Linked DNA regions of Mus musculus: region 2 is linked to region 1. Evidence: chromatin loops called from intact Hi-C (ENCODE). Cell type or tissue: left cerebral cortex. All regions are shown on one strand. Each heading gives the region's core, and the rest is flanking DNA. Links, peaks and the distances in the headings are about the cores only.

Evidence for each region. Peaks named below come from ENCODE experiments on the same cell type or tissue, not always from the same donor. Only the 100,000 strongest peaks of a DNase experiment are listed, where the experiment ranks them.
Region 2: it touches region 1 in a loop (6-fold over the local background); 17 of 42 quality-filtered maps call a loop at or near these places.

What each region holds. Positions count from the first base shown.
Region 1 is chr2:92,481,783-92,492,197 of GRCm38, forward strand. No RefSeq gene overlaps it. Among named protein-coding and RNA genes, the nearest start is that of Slc35c1, 27 kb to the left of the region's middle. In left cerebral cortex, for the core only: CTCF peaks have their summits at 4,025 (motif pointing right), 4,830 (motif pointing left) and 7,113 (motif pointing right); DNase peaks (open chromatin) are centred at 3,083, 4,046, 4,807, 8,286 and 1 more place; H3K4me3 peaks cover 285 bases; H3K27ac peaks cover 700 bases.
Region 2 is chr2:92,591,897-92,602,311 of GRCm38, forward strand. It overlaps Chst1 (carbohydrate sulfotransferase 1), which reads left to right and starts at 7,811. Exons shown (of 3, transcript NM_023850.2): 1 at 7,811-8,252. Mir7222 (microRNA 7222) reads left to right here and starts at 2,706; the gene lies at 2,706-2,780. Mir7221 (microRNA 7221) reads left to right here and starts at 310; the gene lies at 310-381. In left cerebral cortex, for the core only: CTCF peaks have their summits at 3,200 and 5,547 (motif pointing right); DNase peaks (open chromatin) are centred at 5,211, 5,579, 7,308, 7,883 and 3 more places; H3K4me3 peaks cover 1,931 bases; H3K27ac peaks cover 2,150 bases.

The DNA of each region.
Region 1 (10,415 bases), core at 1,534-9,533:
GGAAGCCAGAAGAGGGTGTAGAATCCCCTGGGTCTGGAGTTAAACATTGTTATGATCCACCACGGGGCTGCGGGGAATTGAACCTGGGTCCTCTGCAAGAGCATCAAGTGCTCTCAAACAATGAACCATCTCTCCAGTCCTCAATAGGTGTTTTTCAACACCTCCCAGAAGCAGACCTCCCACGGTGGGTAACCCTTCCTTTTCTCTGTTTTCCCACCCAAAGCCCCTGCTCCTTGTTGCTGGACCCGCGCTGAGTGAAAAATGGTTGATTCTTCAGGTCAAGGATGGACACTAGCTCAAGGGTCCCGGGGACCATGAGGAGGGGGCTGGCAAGGGAGAGCCTTTAGGACAGTCCTTTCCCAAAGGACTTCCAAACTGGACCGAACAAGCAGCTGGGAAATCTGTGTCAATGGCTCCTGCCTTGCTCTCTAGCCTCTACCTTCCCAATCAGGAACCGGGTGCTGGGAACTCAGAGGGGGGAGGGGGAGGGGAGAGAGAGAGAGGAGAAGAGGAAGGGGGAGAGGGGGAGAGAGAAGGAGAGAGGGAGGGAGGGAGGGAGAGAGAGAGAGAGAGAGAGAGAGAGAGAGAGAGAGAGAGAGAGAGAGAGAGAGAGAGAGGTGCCTCCATCCTTGTCTTCCACAGGAGACAGGAACATAAAGAGGCTCTTAAAAATTGGCAGAGATTAGAGGGTAGGAAGGGTGAGGTGGGCCCCAGGCCAGTTAGCCTGGGCTTCCTTGAGTCTGAGCTAGCCTGCCTGATTCTTTCTCCTGTTCCATTGTCTTCTCTTGGTGTTTGGAGGCTGGGAGAGAACTGCTGTGCTCTAGTGCAGCCCCTGGTGCAGAGGACTGTAACTGAGGGCTGGGTCATCTTACAAATCTCTTCCATTAACTTTTTTTTTTTTCTTTTCCTAGATGCCTGCTCTCTGTCCTCAGAGTTGATTTTATAGTACAGACACTAGACCTCTCACCCTGAGAGGCAGCCTGACTGTAAACACATACCACAAACTACCTATCAATCATGCATTGCATAATCACCATCCGTCTTCAGTGTAGAAGGGGCCCTTGTGTGAAGTGCCTAATCTTTCTTCAGAGTGCTCTGTCTACAGCATCAGCAACTTTTTTGATGACCCTCTTACCCAAAGGACAATCTGCCTCAGTGTCCCTCTTGAATCTCAAACCTGAAACCTTTCAGATCAGTGTGGAAGCCCAGGCATAGAGAAGGGTCGCAGTAATGAGGAGGGGCACCAGACCACAGCAGACTTGAGGCTGATGAGAGAAAAGAGAACAAGAGTGTGTGGAGTCACAGATGTATCTAGGCAGGGCCTGAGAGCTCTGAGCAGCAGAGGGGAAATAGAGGGGTTCATGACAGAACAGACACAAGAAGGGGAGACAAAGAAACATATTGGAGGACTAGGAGGGGTGAGAGCCCCAAGTTCAGACATCCGGGGCAGTCAAAGTTGAAACAGCAAGAGAATCTAAGGCATCCCATTTTTCAGATGGGAACGTTGAGGTCTGGTAATCTGGGGATTTAGAGCTCTGAGGAGAGCTGGGATCTTGAAAGGAAGTAAAGCCCCTTTTCTTCCAGGCAGCAAGTCCCAGCTCTGGCCACGACCTTTGCCCTAGCTGATGCTATTTACTAGTGAGGGACTGGACAAGTGGGACACCCGAGTGTCCCTGGTTCTGTGTCAACTAGACACAAGCTAGAGTCATCAAAGAGGGAGGAGCCTCAGTTGAGAAAATGCCTCCATGAGATCCAGCTATAAGGCATTTATTTTCTCAATTAGTGATCAAGAGGGCGAGGGCCCAACCCATTGTGGGTGGTGCCATCCCTGGACTGGTGGTCCTGGGTTCTACAAGAGAGCAGGCTGAGCAAGCCAGGGGAAGCAAACCAGTAAGCAGCACTCTTCTGTGGTGTCTACATCCACTCCTGATGTCAGGATCCCGTCCTGTTTCAGTTCCTGTCCTGACTTCCTTTGGTAATGAACAGAAATGTGGAAGTGTGAACTGAATAAACCCTTTTTTCCCCAAGTTGGTCGTGGTGTTTTGAAATCCTGATTAAGACAATCCCCAACCTCCTATACTCACTAAGTGCTCCTGCATCTTTTCCGCGGTGTTGGGAAGGGGGCAGCTGGGAGGAGCAGGCTAATTGGGGCAGCTGAGAGTGAAGAGGCCCCTGGAGCTGGTCCATCTCCCCTTCAGGCAGACCCAGTTCAGAGGTGAGAAGTCAGAGCCGGGCTCCTGCCCTCCCTTAGGAGGGCTATTCTTGTGATTCGTTTGCTTTATTCTGGGGAGCAGATGATACTGTTCTCCCCATTCTAAAGAGGGAGGGAGAAACTGAGGTGCAGGGAGACAGAGTCTGCAGAGAGGTTTGTTCAAGGTTATATGCAAGCAAAACCAGTTGGTTCAAAGTTTGGCTTGGCTGCCTGTCCCTTTTCTTCCCTAGAGTGCCCTGTTTTGGGGCTAGCCTGGGAAGGTTAGAGGGCCAAGCCCCAGAGGCTGGGCTGAGGAGCCCCTCTTGGCAGTGTAGGAACGTAGATAACCCTACACATACTTCAAACTCAGACTGTCTCTCTTCCTATGGTCTCTTTCTATCCTCCCCCACCCAACACGAACCAAAAGCCCCTTCCGGCCCCTCAGGTGGGATGGGTGGCCCCCCTTCTTCAGCGTGCAGCATCACCAGTTGTCCTGACAGCTGGGCCAACCAAATTATATGCAGGGGACACAGTCACAGCCAACTCTCACACGGCCTGGCATTGGCTGGAATTTGCTAAGTTAGTCTTCTTTATCCCACCTCCTCTGGTGGTGGTGGTGGTGGTGGTGGTGGTGGTGGTGGTGGTGGTGATGGTGGTGAGGGCAGAACCAGGGAAACGCAGTAGGGTGAGACCTGTCTGAAACCGAAACTATGTGGCTTTGTGTAATTTGCTTGAGTGAAGTTGATCACAAAGCAATAGTCTCTGTAAAAACCAAACAAACAAAACCACCAGAACAGCCTCCCAAGCGTTGCCCAAGTTCCGTGAGTTGGAGGCGCCAAGTGGGTTACTAAATGGGGACTGCAAACCCGCCATAGGCAAAGCGGCAGCGCATGCGCTCTCTTTTACGCGCGTCGCAGTTTGTAAATTCTGTGAGCGAATCCTGCCCCAGCTTACCACTGCCCACATTCACAGCCACCGACATGGGAATCTCTTATCTGTGTCTTGTAACGTTGTCATCTGAGCGCTCTATAAGTGATGAAATGGTGGCCCGAAAAACCAATAACTCTGGAAAGAAAGATGCGACTTGACCCTATGAAGACGGCCCGCCCTAATTTCCTGCAGATCCTCAGTGAAATATTTAGTGACAATGTCGAGGGGAAAAAGAAATGGCAGTCTTACAGAAGAAAGATACCACTCCAGGGACCGGTTTATGCGGCCGCGGTTTTGCACAAGGTGCAGCTGCCCTGTGCCTGGAAGGTGGAGGGTGGAGGAGCGAGTTCTCAGGTCCTTTAGGACAGGCAATTAAATTTTTTATTTTTTATTTCTTCGTATGCCTCGTGTTTGTGTGTGCTTGTAGAGGCTATAAGAGGGTGTCGGATGCCCTGGAGCTGGAGTTCCAGATCGTCGTCGTGAGTAGCTCGACGGAAATGTTGAGGGCCGGATTTGGATCTTTTGCAAGAACAGCAAGCTTTCTTAACGGCTGGGCCATCTCTTCAGTCCCAGGCCAGACAATTTTATCTTTGTATGATGCTGGGTCTTAGAGTTTCATCAGTAAAATAGAGTCAGACTGGCTTGGCCCCTGCAGGGTTTTATGTAAAGACAGACACCGTATTTATTAAGTCGGCCCCAAGGGGTCTTCTGACATTAAGCTTATTTTTCTCAGGGGCTTGCAATTCAGACTTAGGTGAGATGATCATTGGGAGACAAGGTCCCACCTTCTCCACCACTTTCTACAGAGCCTCGGGGCTAGTGGTGGACCCATGTAGATAGAGGGGATGAAAAGATTACGCTTGGACACTAAAAAAAGCAGGTGTCATGGGCCCAGCGCCACTGGAGGGCAGCACCAGCACAGAGCTAAAGCCGCCGCCGGCTGGGCAGAGCGGGAGAGATTGCCTGGGCTTTGGGATCCACCAGATATCATGCGCGTCCTCGCCTTTCAGGGACGAGGACACTCAGGTCTTACTTCCATTAAAAGTGCGCCGTCCAGGAGAAGACTAAATCAACATACAAAACAAATTTCCCAAGCAATGTGACGGTTTCATGTCACAAGAAGTATCAGCAGAGAGGGTCAGGGAGGCCTTGTTGGGTGTATATGTGTACCTGTGCATGTGTGTGCATGTTAATTTGCACACATGTGTGCTTCTGTGTGTGTACCTGTGCTTATGTGTGTGTGCCTCTGTGTGTGTGTGTGTGTCGCTGCTGAAATGAGACCTGCATTAGGAAAGCAGCCAGTGATCTGAATATATAGACACTTGTAGATGTTAAGTGGGTTTGCACAGAAACTGGGGAGGAACTGAGGAAACAGAGGGATAGAGAAGCTACGTAATCTACTTGTGGCCACAGAGTCAGTAACTGAGGGATCGTCTGAAAAACCCGAAAACTCACTTTTCATAACTTTGGCTTCCCTTGTCTTTAAGCTCCAAACAGGATGGTGACTACAGATTTTCCCGACTCCCTGTTTCAGACCATAATTCGCTGTAAGAAATAGGGCAGGGATCACTGGGTGGGAGCTAGAACACTCGCCCTCCCCTCCGCAGCCGCGTTTTCTCTCTTTTGACAACCAAGTCCTGGCTCCGTTTTGAATAGCAATGCATTAGGGTCCGGGGACTACTAGAGTGGGAGCGCCGTCTTGTGGACAGTTGTGGAACCACAGGCTCAACTACAAAGGGTCTGGTGGGGCTGAGCCTGGAGGCTAGGGGATTGATTCTAAGGTGTCACCAGTGAGCATGCATGTGTGTGCCTTGTTTTCATTAACAGTACGGGTCAAAGTTCACTTAAATCCACATTCAGAAGTTGATTCTCCTTTCTATGCATCCAGATACCTGCAAACTTCTGTCTCCCAAAGGGGGTTAAACACGACTGTGCCATGGTCACCCAAGGACAGAGACCTGCGAAGTGTCCCCTGAGGGTGCAGATGGTCACTAAGACATGGAGCTGTCCACAGCAAACTCCGAATCCCCTTTCATACTGCCCTCTGGTCCAATTCACAGGCTGGCCATGACTTACTATCCCTGTCCCTCCCAGCTGAGGACACAGAGGCTCAGACAGGAGCCCCTGGAGACCCAGTGAGGCAACACACAGACTATTTTCCTAACAACTGAAGGCAGGGAGGACTTGTTTCTCTCTCTAAAAGGGGATGATATCAGTCAGGAAGGCATGGACAGCTGCCCAGCTCAGCCTGCTTGCCTTTGCCTTACTTTACCTGTTCTGCAGCCCCTCAGCAAGTGAGGGCTCTCAGCTGTAGGGTTCTCTCCTAAGAACAGTTTTTCTCCTAGGGAGATCAGCTGTCATCTCCCAGATGTGGGATGGTGGAATCATGGGAAGATCCAAAGCCGCTGGATGGGGCCGGCATTAATTTTGCAATCACCTCGCTGTGGTGCGCCTAATTGCCTGATAACTGTAATTGAGTCTTGGGGATCACATCAACGGTATTACAGGGAGCGTTTAGGGCCGTTAATGGGAAATGCAGCAATACTTGCCAGACTGTGAGCTCTTTCCTGGAGGCAGGGAGTTGGGGAGCGTAGGGTGGATGAAGGGCAATGGCTAGGCCGCCATGCACCGCATCCCACGTCCCAGCCCTGCCAGTCTACATGGCAGGTGGATTGCTATTTTGCAGATGCAAAAGTAGTGTTTGAAGGCTGAGAGACTCATCTGGTCTTTTTGTACCCAGTGGGGTCTTCATAGAAATGACTTCCAGGCTCTGCTTAGACCCACCAACATGGAACCTGTGCTTTCCCCAACTTTCTCAGCAGACGGACATGTGCCTTGAGAGCCACTGAGTGCCAGTCTAGGCAGTTCACGAATTTGTTGACTGACTGCCTACAAAGGCTCTGTTGCATTGATGATGGCTACGGTGCCCTGTGAGCCTCCCGACCTCTCTCTTGCCAAGGCACAACAGGGAGGGTAGGCACCCTGCATCAGCTGAGGGACCTAGTTCAAGGAAATTCTCTTGAGAAAGATAACATTGTCTGTGGACAAAGGCCCCTTCGGTCCTCCCTGCTGTCCTTGCAGTGGGAGATAGGCTTCCCCTCTGAGCCACCAAGGGCTCTGCCGTCTGTTCTGCTTCTGTCTATGGAAACTGTCCAGCAGTGACAAGCCAGTCAGACCCGAAGGAAGCACCATGCGTGATTTCCCCCTGACTGCCACTTTGAGGGGCGTTTGCCCCATTGGCCATGGCAGCTTCCCCTGGGAGGCTCAGGACGGAGAGTTCACTAAGGCCAGCTGAAGCTTGGAGTTCAGCATGACCCATGACCCACATATTTATGAGAGTGAAAAGAAAAATTGTAGTCAGTGACTGAGCTTTCAGAACTGCTTGTTACACAGCACTGGTGTGATAAACGCTGACCAGTAAAGAACTATTCCTCCCACGGAAGTGGCTCGGCTGGATTCGGACTTTTAGACGTTATCTTTGGATGGGAAAGCAGAGCCAGCCTAAGAGAGAAGGCAGCACGGAAACAGAGCTGAGGTATGGTGATGGTCCTAAGCCTGTTGATGGCTCAGTCTCTGGGCATTTAGCTCTACCTGAGACAGGGCTCTTTCAGTCTCGGGAGCAGAAAGAGGAAACTTCTCTGACTCAAACTAGAAAAGTCGAAAAAGTCCAGAAGCGATGAGCGTTTCGGGTGCAGCTTGATCCAGGCGCTCTTCGCTGGACCTGCGCCTTTGTCTGTCCATCTTGCCTCCCATACAGAGGCTGGCCCCCCTGCTGGAGCATGATGGCTCCCTCCCCCCATTCAGGTCTAACGGCACAGTTTCTCCTGGAAGACAACAGTTAGTAGTAACCATTTATCTTCCTTTTGCCAGGCAAAGCCAGAGGAGAGAACCCTACCACTGTCCTGGCACCTACCGACCTCAGAGGTTGCATTATATAAGGAGTATGTTGGATTTCCTCAGCCAACCAGGCTGTGAGGAGGGCCTCTCCTTGGCCTATAGGGGGCGTCCTAGGCCAAGTAGGAGTACAGGGCCTCAGGAGGGGTGCTACCAAGAGTGTGCTACACTGCTAGGACTGATGCAACACAGGAAGGAATTCTCTTGTATCCTCAAGGGATGGATTCTTGACTCCCATGAATATCTGAAACCACTGACAATAATGAACTCTATGAATGCTATACTCTTCTTCTCTATATACATAGTTGTGGTAAAGTCTAACTTATAAATTAGATACAGAAAGAGACAACAATAATGAATGATGAACTAAGATTGCTATATCAAGTAAAACAAAGATTATTTAGACATAAGCTGTGACACGATAATGTTTATGAGACAACTAAGTGCCTCAGTGTGGCTGCACTGAAGAAAACACAGACCCTATAATACTACGTGTATGTATGTGTGTGTGTGTGTGTGTACACATATAATACTATGATAGTCGATTAGATGACAGAGATAGCTAAGTGCCTAAAAGGTACTGTATACAGTGTGGATATAGTATATAAAACATAAGCCCTGGAGGCTGGAGAGATGGCTTAGTGGTTAAGAACTAACTTAACCACTGCTACTGCTACTCCAGAGGTCCTGAGTTCAATTCCCAACAACCCCATGGTGGCTCACAACCATCTGTAATGGGATCTGATGGTCTTTTCTCGTGTGTCTGAAGAGAGTGGCAGTGTACTCATACACATAAAATAAATAAATAAAGCTTTAAAAACTGATTATGATAGTAAACTTAATAAAAGTCATGGCTAAGTACCTAGTGGGCAGGTAGTATACAGTATGGGCACGCTGCATATAGCATAAGGCTAGTGATACTGTGGAAATCAATCCCATGGCAGAAACAGCGGTGTAACTAACAGGTGGGTAGTGTATACAGTGTAGATACTCTGAGCAAAGGTTGAGAGAGTGGGGCAGGATAAGATTCCATGTTCCTACTTAGAAATCTCAAGATGTTTGAAACCTATCAAGTGTATATTTCTGGGATATTCCACTTGCTATTTTGAATTGCATCTAGCTACAGATAACTGAACCTTGGAAAGCAAAACCACGGGTGAGATGGGCTACTGTAACACAATCCCAAGTGCTGCAGACAACTGAAGTGTATTCCTTCACAGTCTGGAAGCTGGAAGCATGATATCCAGGCGAGGGGGTTCTTCCATTGCAGTTTCTCAATAGGAACCTAGCCAGCGTTCTCTCCATAGCATCTGCTGGTTACCATAGCATCTGCTGGTTACCGGAGATGCTCAGTGTTGTTTGGCTTGTAGATCTCTGTGGCCATTGACATAGGGGTCTCCGAGTTTGTGCATGTGTGTTCAAAGGCCTTCTTGCAAAGACACCTGCCACCAGGTTCCATTCTACTGCAGTTTGACCACAGCTTAGTTACACCTGAAAAGATCCTCACCCCTTTTCCAGCCCCAGTTATCTGCTGTGATTGCAGAGGGACCTGAACCCGGGGCGAACACCACTCAGTCTCATACCGAAGATAACAGCCAGTGCTCGGCTGATTTTAAAAATCCCTTATTCAAATCGCAGGATATGTTGACTTTTTTTTTTTTTTAATTTCAAAACAGTTTTAGACCTGGAGGAAAGTCAGTGAGGTTACAGAGCGAGTGACTTTCACTCAGCAATAGTGCTTTCTCCATCCTTTCTTCCTTCTCTAACACCTCATGTCATCAGAACACCGTGACCCAAACCAAGGAAATCGTCTGGGTGTGATGCCATCCGTGAATGCGCAGACTTTATTCAGATCTCACCGTCTTTGCTATCAATGGCCCTTTTCCCTTCTGGGATCCAGGCCAGGATTCAGGCAGCAGGCAGTGCTCACAGCTCCGATCTGCTCTGGCAGGGCCTTGGCTCTTCTCTGGCATGACCTGGACCCTCTGAGAGGGCACTGGTCATTTCTGTTATGAAAGATTCCTGCGTGGGTTTGCCAAGATTTTCTTCAATGTCAGGTTGAGATCATGCGTGTTAGGTGTAGACACTCATCTCTGAGGTAACACGCCTTCTGTGAGGCATGTGGGATCGGCCTTGTCTTGGAGATGCTGACTGTGGGTCTGGGGAGGCATGTGCTGGGCCCTCCCTGGCATTTGACTTATTTTTCCCTTGGCAGTGAATACTGACGTCAGAGAGGAGACTGGAGACGATCCAGTTTGATCCAGTTTGTCAGTTGAAAGTTTTGTCCTCAGGGAGCTAAGTGTCCCCACCCCAGGTGGCCTTTATACTCCCCCACTCTCCACTAAGTGCCAGATACTCCCTTCTTCCCTGTGTCCCTCCACGTGACCAATCACGACTATGATATAGCACTTCTTAGCAGATATGTGCTCCCACTTTCTTTGCCATTAGTATCTGTTTTTATCTTCTATCTGCATGTATATGTGGTGTTGTATGTAGGGTATGTGTCTGTGCATGCATGGAGACCATGCCGTGTGTCCTGCTCTACATCTCTCTACCTTTTTACTCCTGTGAGATCCAGTCCCATTGAGCCTGAAGCTAGACTACTGCCAGCCCTCCACCCCTGTCCTCCTGTCTCTGCCCCTTCATAGCCCTGACTTAGCAGGTGCATAGCCACATCCAGCATTTTTTTTTTTGAGATGGGGGAGGGTCTCATTATGTAGCCCTGACTGGCCTGGAATTCACTATATAGACCTGGACCTCAAGCCCACAGAAACCTGCCCACTTCTGCTGAAATCAAAGGCATGTACCACTGTGCCCGTAGCTTATACATAGCTGCTGAACTCAGGCCCTCAGGCTTATCTGATAAGCCATCTCCCCAGGCTCCCAGTTGCCTACCTTCTGCCAGTGAGAAACAACTTGGCATGAATTTTACTGTTACTGTCTTCTTGGAGGATTTTGTTTGTTCCTTTTCGTTTTCTGTTTAATTTCTTTTTAGACCAGGTCTCGCATATCACAAGCTGACCTAGACTCTCTCCATAGCTGAGGACGATCTTTAACTCCTGCTTCTCCTGTCTTTACCCACAAAGTGCTGGGCTTACAGGTGTACATCGCTGTGTCTGCTTATGTGTTACTAAGGCAGGGACGGACCCACGACTCTGCAAGCTGGATGAGCTCTACTGGAGCAGCCAAGCCCTAGAGTCATGGCAGGGTCCCTGAGACTGCAGGGCGTTAAGATGGGAAATCTGAAGGGAGGGGAATGAGCGTGGGATCCTTCTGTCAACAAGCCAGGCATCAGGCGCTCACTCGCCTGCTGCAGCTCTGACTGGAGCGCAGACCACTGGGCTGTGGGCTCTCTTCCAGCGCTATCTGCTGCTTAGCTCTTGGCTCTCCCCCTCTGTCC
Region 2 (10,415 bases), core at 1,343-9,342, 110 kb after region 1:
TTCCCTGCCTCTCTTCTCATGTCCTGTCTCTTAACTTAGGTGACAATTTTCTATAAGCCTTTCAGCCTGGATTTCTGGAATGTCCTTAGGCCTAGGCCACTGTTAGCTCAGGTTTATCTGAAGACACCAGGGAGGAGGAAGAGATGCTGGCTTCGAGCTACAGGGCTTTGCAGTAACCTGGAGAGTCCACCATCAGCTGGGAAAACAGTATGAAAATATCAACATCCTACAGCTCACATCTCACTCAGGGGTCTGGGGCTTGCTCGGCTTTATGAGGTCTGTAGCTGCCCTGGTGCTTTAACCTGGGTCCGTCTCTTGGTCACAGGTGGGTTCTAGAGAGACTAGAGTGGAGGTCAGCCCTGACTGTGGGCTGGGGACTGGGGGCGGGGGAGTAGCCATAGCCAGAAGGGCTTGTGTGACAATATCAGTTACAAAAACCACTGGAAATAATAGCTGGAAACTTGCAGCCCAGGCTCTGTGGTGGCTTGTGTTTTGAGTAAGTGATTTGTTCCCGTGGGTGAAGCAAAAGCTGGTCCTGTGGAAACGTTTCCTCCTGCCTCTCTGTCGGGGAGCCAGGGTGCTCTTCGCCCCAGAGCAGATGTGGTTTCTGTGAGTCTAAGTGGAGGCGATCTACACACACACAAGTAGACATGTATAGATGGCACTTTAGAATATGTGCCTGAATATTTCTCTGCAACATAACATCATAATATCTTGCATGCTGTTCTTTTCCACTTAATGAACTATTTTGGGAGACCTATGTGAGGATCCAAAGCACTTCTTTGTTGGAAATTTAATTTTGCGCCTGGAAAAAGTTCCATCTCATGGCTGCAACCCAGACTGTGTTCTTTCCTATTTTGCCAGGTTCTTCAGTGGACCTCTTCAGTCACACCCATCTGACTGCAACCCTTAAGAATGGGGTCTCAGAAAGCCCCCCCCCATTTGCTTCTTCCTAGTTAAGCCTGCGGTGTAGAAGTCACTATCACCCCTGTTTTCTTTTCCTTAAAATGTGGTATAAGGGCTGGAGATGTAGTTCAGTGGTAGAGTGCTTGCCTAGCATGCACAAGGCCCTGGCAACAACAAATATTATTGGGGTGTTTTGCTGGAACTGCATCACAGGGTGTTGTGAGGATAATGCATGTATACAGTAATTGCTCAATAAAGGTGGCTGCTGTTGTTATAAATCCCTGCCTGGTGCTCCATCTGCTGTCCTGCTTGGACTCTTCAGTTCTCCATGCTCCACCCCTACCCCTCAATGTGAACACACTTAACATACTGTCTCGACACTAAAGCAGAACAAGAGGGTCACTATGCACAGGTCAGGTGGAGTGGATGGCCCTATTGTTCCTGGGCTTAGTTCCCAGAGCCCCGCAGGTGTGGCAGTGACTAGGCCTGGGCTGTCTGTGGGAGAAGTGACCGCAGTCTTCTGCCCAAGAGCTGGCCATCCCTGTCAGGGAGGACAACTAGAGAGGAAGGGGGTGATTTTGGTCTGGCAAGGGAGGCGCTTTGACTGCATGCCTACTGTCTCCTAATGTAACCATTATTGCAGCTGTGGTGGGGACTGGATCGGATGGTATTGATGTTGTAATCTGAGTTCAGCGATTTTGGTTGGAAGAGTCTCCAGGTGACCCTAACGACTCAGGAATGGGAGATATCCTTGATGGGTGACTTAAGCGTTACACTCTGGATTCCTGGACATCTTTTTAGTCTCTGTGGTACTGCTTATAGAGGTCTGACCATAGTAGGTCTTTTCCAGCCTTCCAGGCATCTCTGGGCCTTGGATCTGATGGAGAGGAAGTTTGCACCCCGAGGGAGCTAGAAGATATGATATGGGTCTTGTTTTTGTTGGATGAGGAGGGTGAAGTGGCAGTTGAGGAAGGGAGAGAGTCTGAGCTCCTCCTGGCCTGGCAGGGGAATCGATGAGGTTCCCACCATACTCTGCACTGCCTTAGCTCCCCAGAGTCAGGGCAGACGATGGCCTCTGAGGTGGTCCCTTGAGAAAAGAGGCTGCAGTCCAAATTAGAGACATTTGCTCTGGACATCTGCTTTCGACATCTGTCTCCTGGGATGAGTGAATGTGGGCAGCCCAGTTGAAGGTCCCATGGAGGCAAGAGTCTAGAGAGTCCCATCGCCATGTCTTCTCTTCTTCAGGACTCTCTTGGTGTTACTTTGATGAAAAAATCCTAAGCAAGATTTCCAAAATGGCCTTCCCTCTGTCTCCTGGCCTTCCCCTTTGGACTCCTGCCTGTTAGAGGCAATACCTGTTCCTGCCCTACCTGTTGCCCCTGCCTGCAGAGAATGTTCCAGAAGTGCCTCCAACCTTCTCAACCCCAGCTAGGGTTTGCTGCAAGGTGGAATTGGGGACCAGGAGGTGTCAAACCCCTTGAGGAAGGAGGGTGGACAGAGAGATGCGGGAGGTGGACTGATAAGCAGTTAAGAGGGAAGACTAGAAAGGGGCAGGCCAGAGGCCAGGGAGGGGTATCAGGCCTGGGCTTATCAGACAAGGATCAGGCTTCCCGAGGGCTCATAGTGTGAGGAAGTCTGTGACTGTTCTGGATGGCTCTTGTTCCTAGAGTATGGCACTAAGATCTTGAACTACTCCCTGGACCTAGATACCGCACCTCCCTTTCTGTCTGTGCCACTTTTTTGAGGCCTTGTCCACAGGTCTTGTGGATGGTATTTATTGCCCACAGTCTCCTCTCTCTGGCACTTGCCAGGCTCTGAGCTGGACTACATACTCTGTGCTGAAGTGTCTCATCCAGGACAGTGGGCAGGAGCAGAGGAGGAGGAAGCCTTGGGGCCAGGAGCTTGTCTTCCCTCCCTGTCCTGGCCCCTGCCCCGTCCGGGGTTGGCCTCCCTTCAGCATGGAAACAGCCCATAGAGGCCTGAGATCTACTCAGAAGGAGAATTTGAACTGTAGCTCATTTGATAATCATCAAAGAGATTTCTCTCTTCTGCTATTTGTCCCCAACTTCCAACACCCTCTTAACCTCAGGGCCCCTGAGACTATCCCAGGCTCATCTTGTTGTTAGGTAAGGGACAGAGTCTCAGGGCTACAGACCTTGCTATCTTGGGTCAGAGTGTTTGCCTCCTCGGGACTCTGAGGTCAGTTTCTCGGGAGCTGGCTCTCGTGCCAGATAAATGGTGGTGGCGGTGGTGGTGGTGAGCCTGTTTAAATGAGCTGGACCCAGGACTGAGGCCATTGTTCCAGTCCCCCTGCAGGAAGGCTGTGGAGTAGCCCTTGGGAAGCAAGCCCTGCGTCCCAAGAGCATACATGTCCCTAGCCAGGCCTCTGAATCTTCATTAGGGACACAGAGCTAAGCGTGGCAAAGGCCAACATGAATGGGCTGGGAAAGGCTTTTCCTCAAAGGATGGCCAGGGCAGGCTTATTCCTCAGAAGGAAGTAGACATTTGGCTTTCTCCAACCTCTCCTTCCTTTGGGAACTTAGGGGACTTGGATACCACTTACCTTGGCAAGAGTTTTCGGGACCACGTGAGGTTGAAGGAAGGAAGATAAGAGCCTGGAGTTTGCCTGCTCTGTCCTGATCCTCACTGCGGATCGCTCTGCCTCCCTTTCCTGGTCAGACTCAGGGAAGCCAAGGGCCTCTGTGGGTGGTGTGGAGCTGGGAGCTGTTCAGTAACAAGTGTGTCACAAGATGGCTGATCAGAGCAAGCCCATTAACTTCTCTGCTCCCTCCCTTTCAGGATTTGGTGGCTTCCTCTCTTCTCCCAGGGGGACTTGGTTCTGTAACTGAGAAGGAGGGGACTTTCTTTTGGAGTGGCTTGAAGGAGCAAGATAGTCAAGAGGGAGGACTTTTGTCCCGGGCCCCTCAGCCTGGATTTGAGACCAGAGGTTAGAGGTTACAGCTGCCAGCAGGACAAGCTATTTGCTGTGAAGGTCACTGGAGACTAATATAGTATTGCTGCTTTGTGCCACAGGGCACTGGGAAGGTGGTACTTTTCCTGCATCTTGGGAGGAGGGAAACCCACCTTCAAGCCCCCTCTGCAGAAGCAAAGAACACAACAGATGACAGGTGGTGGTGGCTGCTGATCGGCTGGTCTGGGAACAGCACAGTGTCCCTCTGAGGAATTCACAGTTCTGTGCATATAGCAGAGAGGCAGCTTTCAAGGGGCCTCCACTGGAGTACTTTGTGGGCTCAGTCAAGTGTTTTCAGCGCTGGTGTGTCCCGTTGAAGCTATGCGTGCACCAGGGCTGGCAACCTCTGGTCACAGAGAAGATGAGGGAACAATCACATTCTGTAATGCTGAGGGCCTAGCAAGTGTCCAGTCACAGGTAAGGTTTCAAACACTTGTTTCCGTCTATCCATGGAGACATTCCCTCCAATTTATCCAGAAAAGGAGCGCATCTGAAGCGGGGCAGAGGCAGAAGCAGGAAGAGTATGAATTTGCTCTTTCAGTAAGCAATAGACTCGAGTTGAGGCTAACTGTGCCTCCTGTGTGGCCTTGGGTAAGTCATTTGCCCTCTTTGGACCTCAGTGTCTCCATCAGCACTCACAGAGTGACGTTTCTTTGCAGGAGTCCTTTTCCTCTACCTGCAGGGTCTACCTACCCTGTGCAGGGTGGGGTCTGGTTAGGACTTTTGCTATAGGTACTGAAGCCGATGGGCTTGGAAAGACTGCTGGGATTTGCCCTCTGCAAGCTTGTATTCTTGTCAGTGTCCCAGGGAGACCTGGGATGGAGACCTTCTGCTGCGCATCCTCAGTCAAACCCCGGGCCATCAGTCTCCCACGACAGACTGAAGAGACAAGGAGGGCGGCCCAGACCGCCACCAAATGGACCCCTGAAAGAGATTGAAGCACCACAGTGCCAACCCCCAAACCCCTTAACCCATTTCCAATCGCCTCTGAGACCAGAAGGCCGGGGAAGAGGAGAAAATGCGTAGTTTTGAATTCTTGGGGGACGGAGCGGGCTCTATTCAAGGAGGCTTCTATGTTTGGGGGCTCTGAAAGTCCCATCCTCAGGTTTACCTGGCATCCTGTCCCTCCTTAGGAAGTATCCTTGAGCCAGGCTGGCCCAGTGTGGCCCCAGTGAGGTGCCCTGGCTTGGCTACTGTGTAGTAGCTAAGCAGTTCTGCAAATTGGGCAAATCCCAGGACTCATTAGTCCTTAAAAGAGGGAACGACAATTCCTGCCACATCAGGCTACTTTTGAGGCTCCAACAAAATAATCCCCATGTGGCGAAGAGCTCAAAGCCTGGCTCAGGGAGGGGGAGAGCCCCGACGTCAGCCATTGCTACAGTCTTCTTAGCTACTGTCTGTCAAATGGCAGGCTGCTTGCTGTTTCCTCCTTTGCCTTGCATGCCCTGTCCACCCCACAGCTATCGTTCCTGGAGTTAGCTCCTTCTCCAGGAAGCCCTTCCTGAAAGACATTCGAAGGCTGCATCTTCACCTGACTTCCCAGGCCACTTAGAAAAACGCAAATTTTCAGTGACCACTCTTTCTAAAGGGTTTTTTGTTTTTTGTTTTTTTTTTTTTTCACTTTTGTTTTAAACTCCGCCTACGTGTGCATGTGTCTGTGTATGCGGATGTAGGCCAGAAGAGGGCGTCAGAACCCCTGGAGCAGGAGCCACCCGCATTTGTGAGCTGTTTGCCATGGGGGTTGAGAACTGATATGCTCTTCTAGTGGAGGCATCACTGCATCCCCTCCCCCACAGCGCCTTGCACACAGTAGGCACCTAAGAAACATGTTTTTGTTATATGGGGGCAACCCCAGGTAACTGGGAACAGACTCATAGTACTTCTGAGGACCCAGGTCTGTGTCTACTTTCAGAGTTTAAATATATTTCTCCCCAGTTCTTTACATTTTAACCTCACTGTCCTCTCCATCCAAAATATAGCAAAGTTTGAAAAATGACTTGCTGGGATCAGAGAGTGGGAGATAGAGGAGTTTCTAAGCCTGGACTATTCTGGGGTAGCTGAGATTCAGGCAGGGATTAACCTAGGTGAAAGAGATGGTTCTGGTTCATCCAGGGTGACGGGGGGGGGGGGTTGGTGGGGGGGGGGTGCAGGCTGTCCATGGACAAGTGGGAGGGGCCTGAAACCTGGAGTGTTCTTGCAAGGCCAGCTTTCTCTTCTTGGTCATGTCAAAACACAGCCACTTACCATGGAGGTGGGCAAGTGACTAAAGCCCTGTGATGCTGGGGCTGAGGTCTGGTGCCCTATAGCCCTGGCTGCAGAGGGTGGAGGTGGGGGTGGGGGATGCCGGGTACAGCTGCAGCTGGAGCTGCTGCATCAGGGATGTCAGGAAAGGCGATGTTAGTTGTCTTCTCTGAGGAGGTGGTGGGGGACAGGAGTTTATAGTTAGGGGTTGGCAACTGTAACCAAGACAAATGACCATGTGGCCTACTGGGACCCTTGGAGCAGAGGTCTTCACGTCATCTGGTTCCATGTGAAGCCTTTTCTGAAGATATGCCCCTTGGGGTCTCCGGGAGACTCCTAGACATTATGTTATTCCCTTCTTAGCGAACAAGTAAGCATCCACCCAAGCTAACATGGGAGCTGTTGCCCTAGGAGATAAGAAAAAGCACCTCCATTTTTCCTCGTGAGGAAACTGAGGCACGGGTGGGGGAGGACTGCATCACATGGTCACACAGCAGACTCACAAAGGCTCCTCTGCACTGAGAACTTCCAGGTGAATATAACCTCATTAAAAAACAAAACAAAACAAAAAAAAAACCCGTTGTTCTCTGCACCGTATCAGGAGTGACAGACGGATGGACAGATCGTGTTCTAGGAGACGTAAGAGACGGTGGAGATGGAAGCCCACTCCTTTGGACGATCGCTACCACTCTGGACAAAGTCTACTACTGCCTTTGGTCCAGAGCCCTGCAAAGTACCTACACATCTTCAGATGGGAAACAGGTCAGGATGGGGTCTGGGTTTGTGCGCATGGACACCTTGGTGGCCAATGGTAGAAGTGGGTTTTCCCTCCTCTTCAGTTCAGGGCCACAGGCATTCCTCTGCTGGCTTCATTTTTCCTCCAGGCCACACTGAGGGCTCAGGGGTATGTTTCTCTTGTCACTAGCTATAGTGTTCGGTGCTTCTGACATGCAGGAGATGCTCAGTCGATATTTATGCAGAGAACGAAGGACCACTGTAGTGCCAGGGCTTTGCCGCTGTCCTGGTCCCACAAGTGCAGCTTGTGGACTGGTAACTACCTGGGAAGACAGATGCAGCCTAGGAGGAAGGGGCTGGGCAGGATGGAAAGCTTCCTCTAGCAAAGGAACTCTAGTGTCCGACTAACTGGCCAGCTCCACCCAGCCCCTGCTGAAAGGGGATGACAGGATCTGGGGCAAATGAAACATTTCTTTAGTTGTGGGTGATGGAAGAGAAGCAGGGGCATGTAGTGGAATATCGACTTCAGTTCTGGGTTTGGGAGTCTCTGATTGCCCTGGCTGGGGAAAGGAGCCAGGGTCAGGTTGGGGCTGTAGCCAGACTTGGGTATCCAGAGGCTTTGGCTGCATAGATAGAGCCATGCCTTCGCTAGGGCGGGTGTAGGGGGAGAGGGCAGGCCAAGAGGTACCCGTGCTGCTGCCGCTTGGCCTCCTCAACTCGGGGGTGGGGGGTGGGGGGTGCGGGGTGGAGGGTGGGGGGTGTGGCTGCCTCGGCCCGCCGGTGGGTTGGCTCCGGAGCCCTGCTAGTGGGGGTGTCCCGGCGCTCCCGGCCTGGGCTGCGCGGGGGGGGGGGGGGCGGGAGGGCGCGCGCTGACGGGGTCGGGCGGAGAGGGGGCGGGCGGCGCTGGGGGTGGAGCCGGGACCGCAGCGCCTGCCACCCGCTAGCTCGGCGCTGAAGCAACCACCGCTGCTTTTGACTCCGAGACGCAAGGAGGGTACTCCGTGAGGCTCTGGCCTCCGAGGCTGCTGCTGTCCTCCGGAGACTGGGGCTGCAGTGCTCGGTGTCCCGGTGCCTGGCCCTGATCTCTCTCTCTCTCTCTCTCTCTCTCTCTCTCTCTCTCTCTCTCTCTCTCTCTCTCTCATCAGGAAAAGGCACTGTGCAGAGCGAGCCACCCGGAGCTAGCGCCCCCGAGCCATGGAGAGGGGCCCGTGAGGGACGCGCGGAGGCGGAGGAAGAGGCTTGGGAGGAGGGAGGCCGAGGAGCAGGGCGCGGGAGGAGGAGGATGCCGCCGCCACCTCCACCGCCACCACCACCCGCGGGCCCCCGGAGAGCCTGACTCTAGACTAAGGATGGAGCCAGCGCTGGGCGCTGCAGCGGCTCCCGGCGCGCCCGCCACCAGGTATCGGCCGGGTCTCCCGGGCCCCGGGGCAGGCGGGAACGGACTGCACCGCAACAGCCGGGAGGGGCGGGGGCGCGGGCGCGGCGGGAGACGCCCCTAGCTCAGGGCCGGTGTCTCTGGGCGGTGCGCGGAGGCGGTGGCTAGGGACCGCAGAGTGCTGGGCGCTGGGAGAGGTTGGCTGGGGCTAGTAGCCCTCCGGAGAGCTCCGCGATCGCTCCTGACCTCCTCCTCTGGTGAGGGCAGCAAACTTGGGATAAACGTCTGCCCGGGGCTCCTGTTCTGCTGCTGCGGTACCCGCTCGGGTGTCTGCTCCGGGTTGATCATGCAACAGCCTGCTAGACCCGAGCGGCCGAGGTTGCCAGAGACCCTGAGGTTCCCGTGCCTCCTCTAACTTTACAAACCAGGCTTACACCCTGAGGCAAAGCACTGTCCCGGCCTCTTGCTTATAGCCTCGGTCTTGTATCGGCTTCTACTATGCTGGTGATAGGCTGGGCCCTTAGGAGACTAGGGCTGCCTGACGGTGCAGAGCTTCCCCCCACGCGAGGCCAAAACAATCCTAGCACCTCTCTGAGTAGGATATGGGGTGGTCAGCTTCTTTCGGGGTCCAGGGAGGGACACGGTGCTTGACTTTACAGTAACAGTAGACAGTGGCCCTAGCTGGAATCTATGGGTTAAAAGGCCACGCTATCTGAGGAAGGAAGGTCCTGCTAGGATGGCACCTTGGCTTGATTTCAGGTACCTCACCATGTCACCTCTCCCTACTCCAGGTCTGCCTCTTTTTAAGATTACATTCCTAGTACCCACTTCCTGATGGGCTTAACCGTTTAAGCAAGAGGCTTCTGGACACCAAGGCTTTTGGGGTCCAGGACCAGGGATGTTATAGCTGACTGCTGAGAGGTTGAGGCTGGGACAGGGGAGGTGCATGTCCAAACAGTGACAGGAATTCAGCCCACTGTCTTCTGGAGCCTAGGGACATAGGAAGACACCTATGGTGGAGGCAGGAGGCAAGCATCCTGGCTGAGCAGAGAACTGGGAGCCACTTGGGAAACCCAAGGATACCAGTGGATGTAAGAGGCAAGTTGAGATGGGCTCATAGGCTAGGGAGATACTTTCCGGGGTTTCTTAGCCCTTTAGATGGGACCAGGCTGTCTCACAAAGAGATCTTACCTGGCAGGCAGTTCCCAGGCCCCAGTCCCCAGTAGCTGCCACACTTGTAGGCATCCTGATGACCCTGTTTCTTTTTCAAAGTGCTTCTATCGTCATGACTCACACTCTGGAGTCACCAGGGAGGTATCAAGCTTCCACCCTAGTCTATTCCCCGCCCTCTTGGGTCTTTAGGGAGCTGCCAGGAAAGGAGGGGGTGGATATGCCCTTGGTCTTGGACCCCTGCAGGAGCCTAGTGTGACAAACTTTCATTGCTTGCTGGTGGGTGAGTTGGCTCGAGACCAGCAGTCCAGGTCATGGTATCTGTGGGGAGAGGAGGGGTGTGCAAGTGAGAGAAAGCCATTGATGATTATGCCCCAATATTGCTGGAGCTTTGAGATCAGGACCCCCCCCCCTTCTCTGTCCCCTAACTCCTTGGTTTCTTCATCTCAGAGCAAAAACCCCCTCCCCGACTCCAAATCCAAATTTCCCTTTTTGCCGAGTGGTTGTGAAGCTTTGGGTTAATGGCTCCCTTCTGAGCATCCTAAGTTAGCCCACTTCCTCCTACCCTCGCCCCCATGTCCTGTCGGCTCAGTGCAGGCTCTGATTCAAGGTGTGGGTTTAGATTCTCAGTGCCCTCTCCCAAGGGCCCTGGCTCCAAAGGGAGGGTGGCACTGGGGAATGCTAGTGCAGGGAGTAAGTCAGGCTGCACTGGAGGAGGGACCTAGCTTTGTTCGACTGAGTCTGAAAGAGCCCTGGGTGTCAGGTTCTCAGTGAGACCTGGTTTGTGCGGCCCCCCACTCCCCCCCCCGTCCCGTCCCCAGCCCCCTCTTGCCCATCGGCTATGCCCCATCCTTTTACATAGGGAGTCTGAATTGGTGTGAGGAGGGAGCATTTGATAGTCATAATCTGGTTCAGAGAAGGTCCCGAAGCCCTGAGTCACTGTATGGTTTCCATGGAAACAGACTTGTTCAGAGGACTCGATGTAGCAAGGCATTGGGAGGGGGGAGGGAAACATAT